2 separate regions of the Homo sapiens genome follow, and region 1 is linked to region 2. Evidence: read pairs that join two places in POLR2A ChIA-PET (ENCODE). Cell type or tissue: OCI-LY7. All regions are shown on one strand. Each heading gives the region's core, and the rest is flanking DNA. Links, peaks and the distances in the headings are about the cores only.

What was found. Peaks named below come from ENCODE experiments on the same cell type or tissue, not always from the same donor. Only the 100,000 strongest peaks of a DNase experiment are listed, where the experiment ranks them.
Region 1: POLR2A ChIA-PET joins it to region 2 with 6 read pairs; 2 of 35 experiments call an interaction of 5 or more read pairs at or near these places.

Annotation. Positions count from the first base shown.
Region 1 is chr11:19,229,617-19,234,995 of GRCh38, forward strand. It overlaps E2F8 (E2F transcription factor 8), which reads right to left. Exons shown (of 13, transcript NM_024680.4): 5 at 5,128-5,379; 6 at 4,744-4,905; 7 at 2,618-2,755; 8 at 1,015-1,218; 9 at 625-712; 10 at 1-372. The region is part of intron 1 of CSRP3-AS1 (CSRP3 and E2F8 antisense RNA 1); the gene reads left to right. Among named protein-coding and RNA genes, the nearest start is that of E2F8, 8.6 kb to the right of the region's middle. RefSeq lists an enhancer at 2,703-3,902. In OCI-LY7, for the core only: no CTCF peak of the experiment used is centred there; no DNase peak of the experiment used is centred there.
Region 2 is chr11:19,426,863-19,432,241 of GRCh38, forward strand. It overlaps a transcript of NAV2 not described here. Among named protein-coding and RNA genes, the nearest start is that of NAV2-AS5, 78 kb to the right of the region's middle. In OCI-LY7, for the core only: a CTCF peak has its summit at 1,447; a DNase peak (open chromatin) is centred at 2,699; H3K4me3 peaks cover 401 bases.

The DNA.
Region 1 (5,379 bases), core at 306-5,305, 200 kb before region 2:
GTAGAGGCACTGGCCTTTGAGGTATCATTGGCTGCCTTCTCAGTGGTGGCATCTGTGGAGTCTTTTGAGCCAGTAGCTTTAGAAGAGTGGGTGGTGCACACCGTTGGGCTCAGGCCTTGGGGTGGCGTCACACTTTGGTGGGCTTGAGTGGGCTGCAGGTAGATGGCATAGGATGGGCCTGAAGGGGCCTGAGGTAGGATCAGGGGCACTGCTGATGACAAGGGGCTGGGGATCAGGGGAACCATTCCCAGGGGCTGGATGAGGGACGGTGCTGTCAGCTCCATCTCAGCATTCACTGGGGGGTCCAGAGGGGCTACTGGTTTGCAGGGTCCAGATCTTGCCAGCTGTACTTTCACTTTCTGTCTGGATTCACTGAAAGACAAGATTTAATACACGACATGATGGATATACATTTTTTCTGAACTGTTCTACCGCTTTAAGCCTCATATTGAAGCCACGCTTTTATGGAACATGCAGATAATTTCTGTAATGAGTGAGTATGAGATACAGAAAAGATTAGCTCTCCAGTTCAAGGCTAGGGCTTCTTCTCACATAAAATAAGTAATCCTAACAATGTAATGTAAAAGTAATTCATCCTGTTATTAAAGAGGATTGCCAACCTACCTTGATTGCTCTTCTAACTGCATTTTACAAATAGCTGCGAGCTGAGCCATTTTACTTGGGAAGGGTGCAGAATTCTGAGAACTCTCAGCTGGTAAAATAGAAAGGAAGAGAGCACCGGTCAAAGCTAAAGAACAAATGTTCACACAGATGAAACCTCACTGAAGTCAGAGGAACAGAAAGTGTGCACCTCCCCTCAAAGTTGCATAGCGATTAAACAATAAACCCCACAAATGACTTTTTAAATTTATACATTAGTTAGGCTTCAAGAGGGTTTGGGTATATAGATATTGAAATAATTCTCTGACAACTATTGCAAGGATCAAGTAAGCTGAAAAAATGAGATAAAAGGGAATTCTTCCTAGCAGATCCCTGACATTCCTGAAAACATACCTTTGTTGGTCTTGATAGGGCTACTGGGCGCAGAATTTATCTTTCTCCGATCACTTTCTATACTCTTTACCAATTTGATAAGAGATGGGTGTCGAGTAAAGTTTGGTTTCCCACGTGTGGAAAAGAGGTTTTTGGCACAGTTCTCTTTTGAAGACCGTCTCACCTCCAAATCAGAGGGAGTAAAATGAATGACTGGGCTGGAGCCTGAAACAGAAAACGTCTGTGTATTAAAACCTGGATGGCTCAGTTGGCTTTTGGGATATGAAATAAAACAATTTTAGGAATAAAAGTGGCAAGTTACAGAGCACCGACCATGTGCCTGTCACTGTTCTAAGGGCTTTACAGAGAAAGCCTTGTTTATCTTATTAAATGGATTCTGAGACACAATATTTCCTACATTAGCATTTCTGAAACTGCACTATATCTTATAACCAGTGGTGTGCTAGAGTGTAGTTATTAGTGATTTTTCTTTCTTAGTGATATAGAAAGAATTGTGCATCTTACAATCAGTGAAGTCTTAGATCTGATGAAATATGGGTGATCCTCACAGCTCCATGAGGTAACTGTTCCTCAAGAAATGCAGCCCTGTGTCGGAGATGAGAGCTCTGACCCACACAGACATTAACCTACTGGCTCAAGGTCTCTCAACTGGGAGCATGTGGGCCTGGGATATGAACCTGGTCAATATGGCCCCGGAATTTTCACTCCAAATTCCTGCACGAAAGGACCTCTCTCTGAGATTATACCAAAATCACAGTAACTCCACTGAGGTGCCATTGTTCTTCCCATTTCACCAAGGAGAAAACTAATCCTCGAAGAAGTAGCTTGTCTCAGGCCGCAAAGCCAGAGTGGCAGGGCTTGGAATGGAACCTAAGTTTCCCTCTGTCTTCATGGCCCACGTTCTTGTCATTTTCAATGATTCTGGGTGGGGATCTTTGGTAGAATGCAAAATGTCAGCATCGCAGAGTTAAGATGAAGGCTAGAAATATCTACTTTGATACCAGAGTGAACTCATTTCATATTCTCAATGGGCACAGGTTCTGTTGTGGTCACTGTGCCGCATAGCAGCAATAGTGTTTTATGCTTTGTGGTGCTTTCAACTTTCCGAATGCTTTCACATACAGATTGTACTTCTTGAACACAGGGTGGGAGGTTGTTATGGATCTTGGTTAGCTGATGGAGCCAGTAGCCAAACTTTCTATATTGCCATTCATCTTGAATCATCTTTTCAATCATATATATCTTTTCCATGTGGGGCGGTGAGTAGGAAGGGGAAGGGAAAATATCTCCCAATGTGCATTAATTCAAAATAATAAAGCAGGATAAAGAAAATGTGGTACATATACACCATGGAATACTATGCAGCCATAAAAAGAAATGAGATCATGTCCTCTGTGGGACACGGATGGAGCTGGAAGCCATCATCCTCAGCAAACTAACATAGGAATAGAAAATCAAACACTGCATGTTCTCACTCGTAAGTGGGAGTTGAACAATGAGAACACATGGACACAGGGAGGGGAACAACACACACTGGAAATTAAAAATTAGAAAAACACACACACAAATAATAAAGCAGAGGGTGAAAGAAAAAAATACATACCACTGGTATTTGGACTGATTTCTGGGCCGGTCCATTTGAAAGCTGGTTTTCGGCCTCTTTCCTCTGTAACATGAACTTTCTTGATAAGATCCAGGCTACTCAGAACATTAGCTATATCATACAACCTCCTAATTTTTGCTGGGAAAAAAAGTATATATACCACTTAATGGAATAATGAAAAGATCAAAGAATTTTCCTTCAGAAGGACTTCATGTATATTCTAAGAGCTGTCTTAACCATCAATGTCAGACAGAGAAACATCTGCCTCCTTTTAAGTTCTTCTGGTGATACAACTTTAATTAAGATAAAAAAGTTTTAAATATTTAAAAGACTCAATTACTGCTAGTACTCAATGTTGAAATGACAATAGCATACGTTGACAAAGGAAAAACGACTTGATGAGATCACCCTATCTGAAACTATGTTACAGACTGTTTCAAAAATAAAGTCACCATTCCTGGGTATCTTCTAATGAGGATTCAGAAGAATTTTATGAGCAGAGAAGTAAAAGTATCTGTGATAAATGTCTTGCTTTTCTGCTTGTAATAGCTTATAACAAAATTTATTTACTATGGCAGCATGGAAAATTCTGTACTCCATCAACATGTGTAATTTTTTAATACTGTCTATGTAACATGCAAAACATAGATCTGTGAACTTGACAAACCTCACATATCTTAAAGAGTTTTGTTACAAAAAGTCTGTTTTTTACTGCCATCTTGATAGTACAAATTACAAATCGAGTCTCCTTCCTAGCCATATCAGAAGGTTCTGAATTCCCTGGGGATTCAGTAACTTACACCTCTGCAGTTCCTGGAATAGTTTTCAAGGCTATGACTAACCAGTGAAACAAAGATGAAAACTATCCGGTGACTCACAAAAGGCAAGTAACCCCTCAGTAGTATCAGGACGTGTTTTCTGAAATTGCAGATCTCCCGATCTCCCGAGCCAAGTGCTCCTCCCCATCCGCTGAGCACTTCTTTCCACACCCTTCCTGCAAAGTCTGGTGTAATGGTGAGGGCATAGCTCTTTTGTTAGGAATCCAATCTACAGTCCCTTCCCAATTTTGAGCAGGTAATCTAGCTAAAACCATTCTTTCAAAATGGCAGACTACCTGTGCTGCAGGTCACTTCTGGGGACAATTTTATGAGTCATTTATAAACCCTCTGTAATCAGCATCAGTGGAAGGAGACCAGGGTGCAGACCCACTTTACAATTTACTCTCATTTAGAGCTCACACAGAACAGATTCTTCTAGTGTTTCCTTTTTTTTGAGACAGAGTCTTGCTCTGTCCCCCAGGCTGGAGTGCAGTGGCGCGATCTCGGCTCACTGCAAGCGCCGCCTCCCAGGTTCACGCCATTCTCCTGCCTCAGCCTCCTGAGTAACTGGGACTACAGGTGCACGCCACCACGCCCGGCTAATTTTTTTGTATTTTTAGTAGAGACGGGGTTTCACTGTGTTAGCCAGGTTGGTCTGGATCTCCTGACCTCATGATCCGCCCTCCTCGGCCTCCCAAAGTGCTGAGATTACAGGCTTCAGCCACCGCGCCTGGCCGTGTTTACTTTTGAGAACAATGTTACAATATCAAATGAAGCAATGTGTCAAATAAGAGTAGTGATACTTGGCCAGGCGCAGTGGCTCAGGCCTGTAATTTTGGGAGGCCTCCCAAAATTTGGGAGGCCGAGGTGGGTGGATCACGAGGTCAAGAGATCGAGATCCTCCTGGCCAACATGGTGAAACCCCGTCTCCACTAAAAATATAAAAATTAGCCGGGTGTGGTGGCGCGCAACTGTAATCCCAGCTACTCCGGAGACTGAGGCAGGAGAATTGCTGGAACCCGGGAGGCAGATGTTGCAGTGAGCCTAGATCTCGCCACTGCACTCCAGCCTAGCAAAAGAGCTAGACTCCGTCTAAAAAAAAAAAAAAAAAAAAAGAGTAGTGATACTTATGTATCATAACAAGTTAGCTAAATCAATATTATCATGGCTTCTGGGGAGAAGATATAAAAACATAATTAGAGAAGATCTGTTTATGCACCTATGTTTCCTAATTTGGAAATGAGTTTACGACTGAGATTTTATTGTTTAAGAATAGGTTCAAAAATCCATGGCAGTCATGACACTTACTTTTAAACTTGCTTTTATCCAAATCTTCCACATGGTCCTCCCCAATTAAAATCTTGGCAGCAACTTCTAGGCTTACTATCTGAGGCGTTGACACCAAAAACAGCATCACAAATTTCTGGCTCATTACCCTTAAAGACTTGTCTTTGCGGCTGTTTACAGAAGCTTTAGAGAAGGATGAGGATTAGAGAATTAAAATTCATAAAGGGACAAGTGACTTCTAAAGTAACAAGGCTAAAAATACTACCACCTGATCATACAGCTGACAACTGTGGCATCTGAACATTAAAGGCAGCAGTAGCTTTAGAGCTGTGTTCTCCACAGAACCTTTTCCTTAGACAGAGGACAAATGCCATGCCGCCTGGAGTTTTCACTACCATCTCTCACCTGCCCGAAATTCCACTCCAGGGAGTTCCACAAAACACATGTCTGGGTGTCCATTTGGGCCAGTGTTTGATTTGATGATATGATCCTCTATACTGTAACTCTTAATAAAGTCAAACTCTTGCTCATATTCTTTCTTTTTGATCATCATAATCTGCTCGGCGTACTTATTCTCCTCCCCGATGCTCTTCAAGGTGCCAAGGGTTTTGTTGAGATTGTGTCGCCCGTGCCAAGTGTACCTGTTTTTGGCGAGGC
Region 2 (5,379 bases), core at 192-5,191:
CTTTCTCCTCTCATCAGAGGGAGCAATGGCATTTGATGAGTTCAGTGCTGCTATTTGCTTCACACAGAGCATCCATTTAAGACTGGTCTTGGCACCTCTCTCACTGGAGAAGAGTATTAAAGAAAAACACAAATTAAATCCCTGGCATGGCACCCTGCTACAGTGTGACTGAGACTTCTTAGCAGCTGACCGGGACACTCTTAGCCTCCAGATTTCCTTTGACTCAATCAATGAAAAACGACCCATATCAAAATAAGCTTTTCCTCCAAGGGAACCCAAGCTGTGGCTCCTTTGTTCAGTCCCCTCTGCACACATCTGTCAAAGAAATCAAGTCATGTGGCTACTCTGAGTCTCTTTCCTCCCCTGCAGAAAGAGGATGGCAATACTCTCACACTTGACGTGGGCTATAAATGAGATAATGCATATAAAGCTCTATGCAGCTCCTGGCGCACAGCAGGCTTGCAATTGTGCTGGTCCTTCTTCCTTCTGCTTCCCTTTCTTTCTTTTAATAAGAAATAGAAGAGCACATGCAGCTAGGATTACTGAGGAGACACCTGTTATTTTTAACCTGAACCTTTGCCTAGTTATAGGAGGGCAGCATGTTAAGTGTCAAATAGAACCCAGAAAAAATTCTCACTTTCATCTTCAGAATCCAGGTAGAAAACTCCCAAGGGAATCCAGCCTTTGGGACACATGACTTGAAGTCAAATGGCTTCCTGGCTGTGGCACAAATAGTTGTTGTTGTTGTTTTTAATTTCTGGGATGGGGGTCAAGGCGGGGCGGAATTGCAATCTCCCACAGCCATGCCAACAGTGTATTATGAAGATTTAGGGTATTTACCATTCTAACATGTGAAAAATGGCATTTTGATGTGATTTTACTTTTTATTTTTTAAATTATGAGTGAAGCCGAATATCTTCCGTACTCAAAAGCCACTTGTATTTCACTGTCTGTGATCTGTCAGTTCATTGCCTACAGTTGTTTCTTATTGGGTTGTTGATCATGTACTTATTGATTTCTTAAACTTTTTATATATTGGAGAGCTAATCCCTTTCTGATATGAGTTTGAATCTGCATCCCCCCGCTAGTTTGTTTTTTGTGTTTTTGATTGTGTTTGGGGTATTTTTTTTAATGTAGCCAAATCAATCATTCCCTTTAGAACTTCCGGATTCTGGGTCCAAATTAGAAAGAACTTCTTTACCCTGAGGTTGTAAAAGGATTCTCCAATGATTTCTTCTGCTATTATAATGGGTTTTACAAATACGTTTAAATCTTTGAGATCTTTCATGTTTTTAAGAAAACCCAGAAGTCAGGGTTTTTTTTGTTGCTGTTGTTAAATATCCCAATTTTTAATATTGGCAACGAATTTAAAACACACATACACGCATACCATTTCCCAATTTGTTTAAAAGCCTCTGCCCTTTGTCTGTCAGTGTCTGTGGCTTGGAAGGGGTAGCCTAGTGGCTTATCTCAGTACTGGGCTTTGAGAGACACTGGAAATTTTGCCAGCTGCAAAGTGGGGCTGAACCAATTAATGTGGGGCCTCACTGAGAATTAGCTCCTTGACGCATTCAAGCTAGTGTACCTTCTTGGCTGCATTTAATTGGTTTCGCATCCAAAGAGGTAAGTGCTTATCCCTGCTATTACTTACACTGAATTCAGATTTGGATTACCCGAGTTAGGATAAATGCAGCTTGTGTTCTTCCTTCTAAGTCTTTTGAGATCACTGGTCAATGGTGATACTTGAATGCGAAATTTAATACCTTGAGCAGGAATTAAACCTTGAGCTCTATTTGTTTTGCTCTCTTTGGGGAAGTACCTTAGCAGTCATCTTTCCTCTATGCCACCTAGTCATCTTCCTGTCATAAAAATTTCTAAGCAGAGAATCAGGGTGGGAAGAGAAGGGCTGATCAGTAGGACTGACTGTTAACTTGTGAAATGAGCAGAGGTGTACAAGCTGATTGTGGGAAACTTCTTTCCCATGTGATTCTTTCTTCATCCATATCAGGAAAGCTGTTGCCTAAGAACCTTGACGTGTGTGCATTATGATAATGTACTTGGAGGCAAAGGTAAGGTTAGAAACGCCTTCCTGCTAGCTCCACTACACAGCCAAGGAATTCAAAACTGGGTACCTCTAAAACAGAGAGGTCACCTGGGGAGAAGGGGAATGGGGAAGACCCTAAATGGACCTCCATCCTTTTCTACCCGATTGCACAAGCTGATTAAGCCCTCTGTGAAGCCTTTCTAGAATCCCCCAGGTGCACTCAGAGTCTTCTGCTTCTCTTGCCAGATTGGGAGCTCAGTGAGTCCAGAGGTGGTGGTTTCCAGGTGTGTATCCAGCTCTAATCATAGTTCCTGGAGCAGGGCTGGTACTCTGTGAATTGAAAACTTGTGCCAATGCATTTATTTACTGGGCACTTCTTGGCACGGCCAAGGGGGCCAGGACCAAGTCTAAAGGTCTCCAGTCACTTTTCAGTTAACCAATCAATAAAGCCTCACTGGGCTATTACGGGAGTGTCCATACACTTCATAGAAGAAAAAAGACTGGCCTGGGGGTCAGGAGATTTTGGTCTCAATGTTGATTCTGCCAGTTACCCAGTGAGTGACCTTCGGCAGTAGGACTCCAGTCTCTCTGAACCTCAGTTTCATCTTCTCTAATAGGAGGAAGTTAGACCACATCTCTCCACAGTCTCTTCATCTCTGCTGTTCTTCAAGTCTGTTGGTTTAAGGTTGCAGGGAGGGGCCTCTGCTCAGTGATGGCAAATAGAGGAAGAAGGGAGCACTGTTGGCTGGGCACTCCCAAGTGCTGGACACTTTAAAGATTGACATAACATTTTCATTTTAGTTCTCAAAACACTTCTAGGAGGTGGGCATTTTGCTCTCCATTTGACAGATGATGAAGAATCTAAGGTTTGGGAAGATTAAGTCCTGAGACCGTGCAACCAGTTTGCTGAGTGGCCTGAAGTCAGCAGGATTTCATCAGGAAAACACATTGTCTTTTCCCACCAGGGCCTCCAAACTCACTTCCCTGTCACTTGGAGAAACATCATTTCCAGTCCCTTTTAGCTATTAGAAAAAAAGTGGCAGCAGCCTCATCTTGAGTAATTAGAAAGTCTAGCCCAATATAAATGGAAACTTCAATTTCACATTCAGTTTACAAACTTTATCCCTCTCATCAGCTCAAACCTGGTCTAGAGTTCAGGGAGCAATGGTGGGCATGAGGAGACCCTGGCTGTCCTTTCACTCTTCAGTTCCACTTCTTACCCACCTGTCCCCTTACCCCCACCCCTCTCAGTTCTGGCTCCCTAGGGCAGAGCAAGGGAAGGAAGGAATGGGGCAGAGGCCTCTTCATGCAGCTGATGCTCTTTGCACTTTTCGCTTGGCCATCCAATCACCTTTGCTGGGGCAGTTTCCTAGAGTCAGCTCTTCCATGGAGTATGTGGCAGGCTTTCTGAGAGCCTCGGCATGTGGTCTCTGCCCCTAAAGCTGACCCGTTTGGTGTCTTCTCCCCTTCTTCAGTCCCCTCTCGCATAGCCTCCTCAGGCTGGGTCCTCTTGAGACAGTTCAAACCCAGCGACCCTCACTGGCATTCCCTGTCCCATAAGTACAGTGCACCCTTGCCCTGCGAGGAGGGGAGTGAGCAGCAAGCCTAGCTGCTGACGCCATCCCCTCACCTGGCTATCACGGCAGCTTCAGCTCATGGGCAGCAATGTTTATTTTACACACACTTTCAAACACCTGGAGACAGAGCAAGTTCTCAAGAACTTTCTCACTTTGGCCTGCTTCACTAACACCAGGGAGTTGTTTTTGCAAGTTTCTGGAGCTCTGCACACATCCAGTTAAGAAGATATGATGCCAGTCTCCCCTGCCGTGTGGATCAGTTGACAGTTGAGGGTAGAGAGCATCACTTTTCTTTGTCCCCTCCAATTCATCTACAGATGTCCGTGGAAAGGTCCGCTCCTCAGAGAAGCTCCAGCCTCCTCTGACACAGCCTCTTACCCAGGGAGGGTGTTTCCAGGCTAGCTTTGCCATCTTCCAGTAAGTGCTGCAAGTGTGTCAAGCAGCCCTCTAGAACATGGGCTACTTGCCACCAATTATCTTTAGCCTGAGGCTTTAGCCAAGATTCAGACACAATAGAAAAAAACTCCCTTCATGGCCTGCTAAACCTTTATAATGTAAATCTGCCTTATTTTAGCTTTGTTAAAGGCAAAATAGACAGGCAGGTGGAGGGGCATCTCATCCCTGCCTGGAAGCTGCCCACAGCTAGTTTCCACTGCTGTCCCTCAGCCCTGGTCTGATGGTACCAGGGATAAAGAGTGCATCCCTTCAAGCTGTGCTGAGTTGCTGCTGGTTAAAGCCCGAAGTGGGAATCGGCACAGCAGGCTGTTGCTTCCTGGAGCAAGAAGGTAAGCGAAGGTAAGCAGTCATTCTTCTAGTTCTTTGCTGCGTTTAACGACTGCTGAAGCTGGAAGTGTGACAGGGCACTGCAGTGTACCCATCTTAGTGTGCCGCAGGAGGAGGTCCTGGGGGTGGGCAAGCATGCTATGCTGAGAAATGAGACCAACCACTGAGCACAGAAGCCACAAAAAGACCCTGCCTCCATGGTTTTCAAATTTTATTTCTGTTTCAGAAAATATTGTTCCAAGAAACTCTTACCTGGAATTCTGTTGCACTAGAACAGTTTTTCTGGCCAAAGTGAGGTTGGGGCTGGGTGCTGACCCCATCCTTCTTGGTCTCCTTCCTCTCCTTGTGGTTCTGATAGGGCTGTAAGGAACCTTTGGAATTTACAGAGCAGAGAGTAACAAACAAACAAACAAATGCCTGGTGTCGGAAGATAGAATTTAGATTAAGAGCAAATTTGCAGGACTGGGACCTTCTGTAGAGTCTATCAAGATGAAATATAGTAAGCCAAGATTTGCACATATAGGTGCAAGGTAGAGAGTGCTGGCTTAGCAGCAGCTAGGAAAAACACAGCTTTTGGATTTTGCCATAACACACATCACATTTTCCAACATACATCATAGTGTGATCTGGTTGTCGAAAGTATTGATAAGACTGGGTGCGGTGGCTCATGCCTGTAATCCCAGCACTTTGGGAGGCCAAGGCTGGCCGATCACCTGAGGTCAGGAGTTCGAGACCAGCCTGGCCAACAGGATGAAACCCTGTCTGTATTAAAAATACAAAAATTAGCTGTGTGTGGTGGCACAGGCCTGTAATCCCAGCTACTTGGGAAGCTGAGGCAAGAGAATCACTTGAACCCGGGAAGTGGATGTTGCAGTGAGCTGAGATTGCACCACTGCACTCCAGCCTGGGCAACAAGAGCAAAACTCCGACCAAAAAAAAAAAAAAAAAGCATTGATAAGCTTGAATTCACATTCT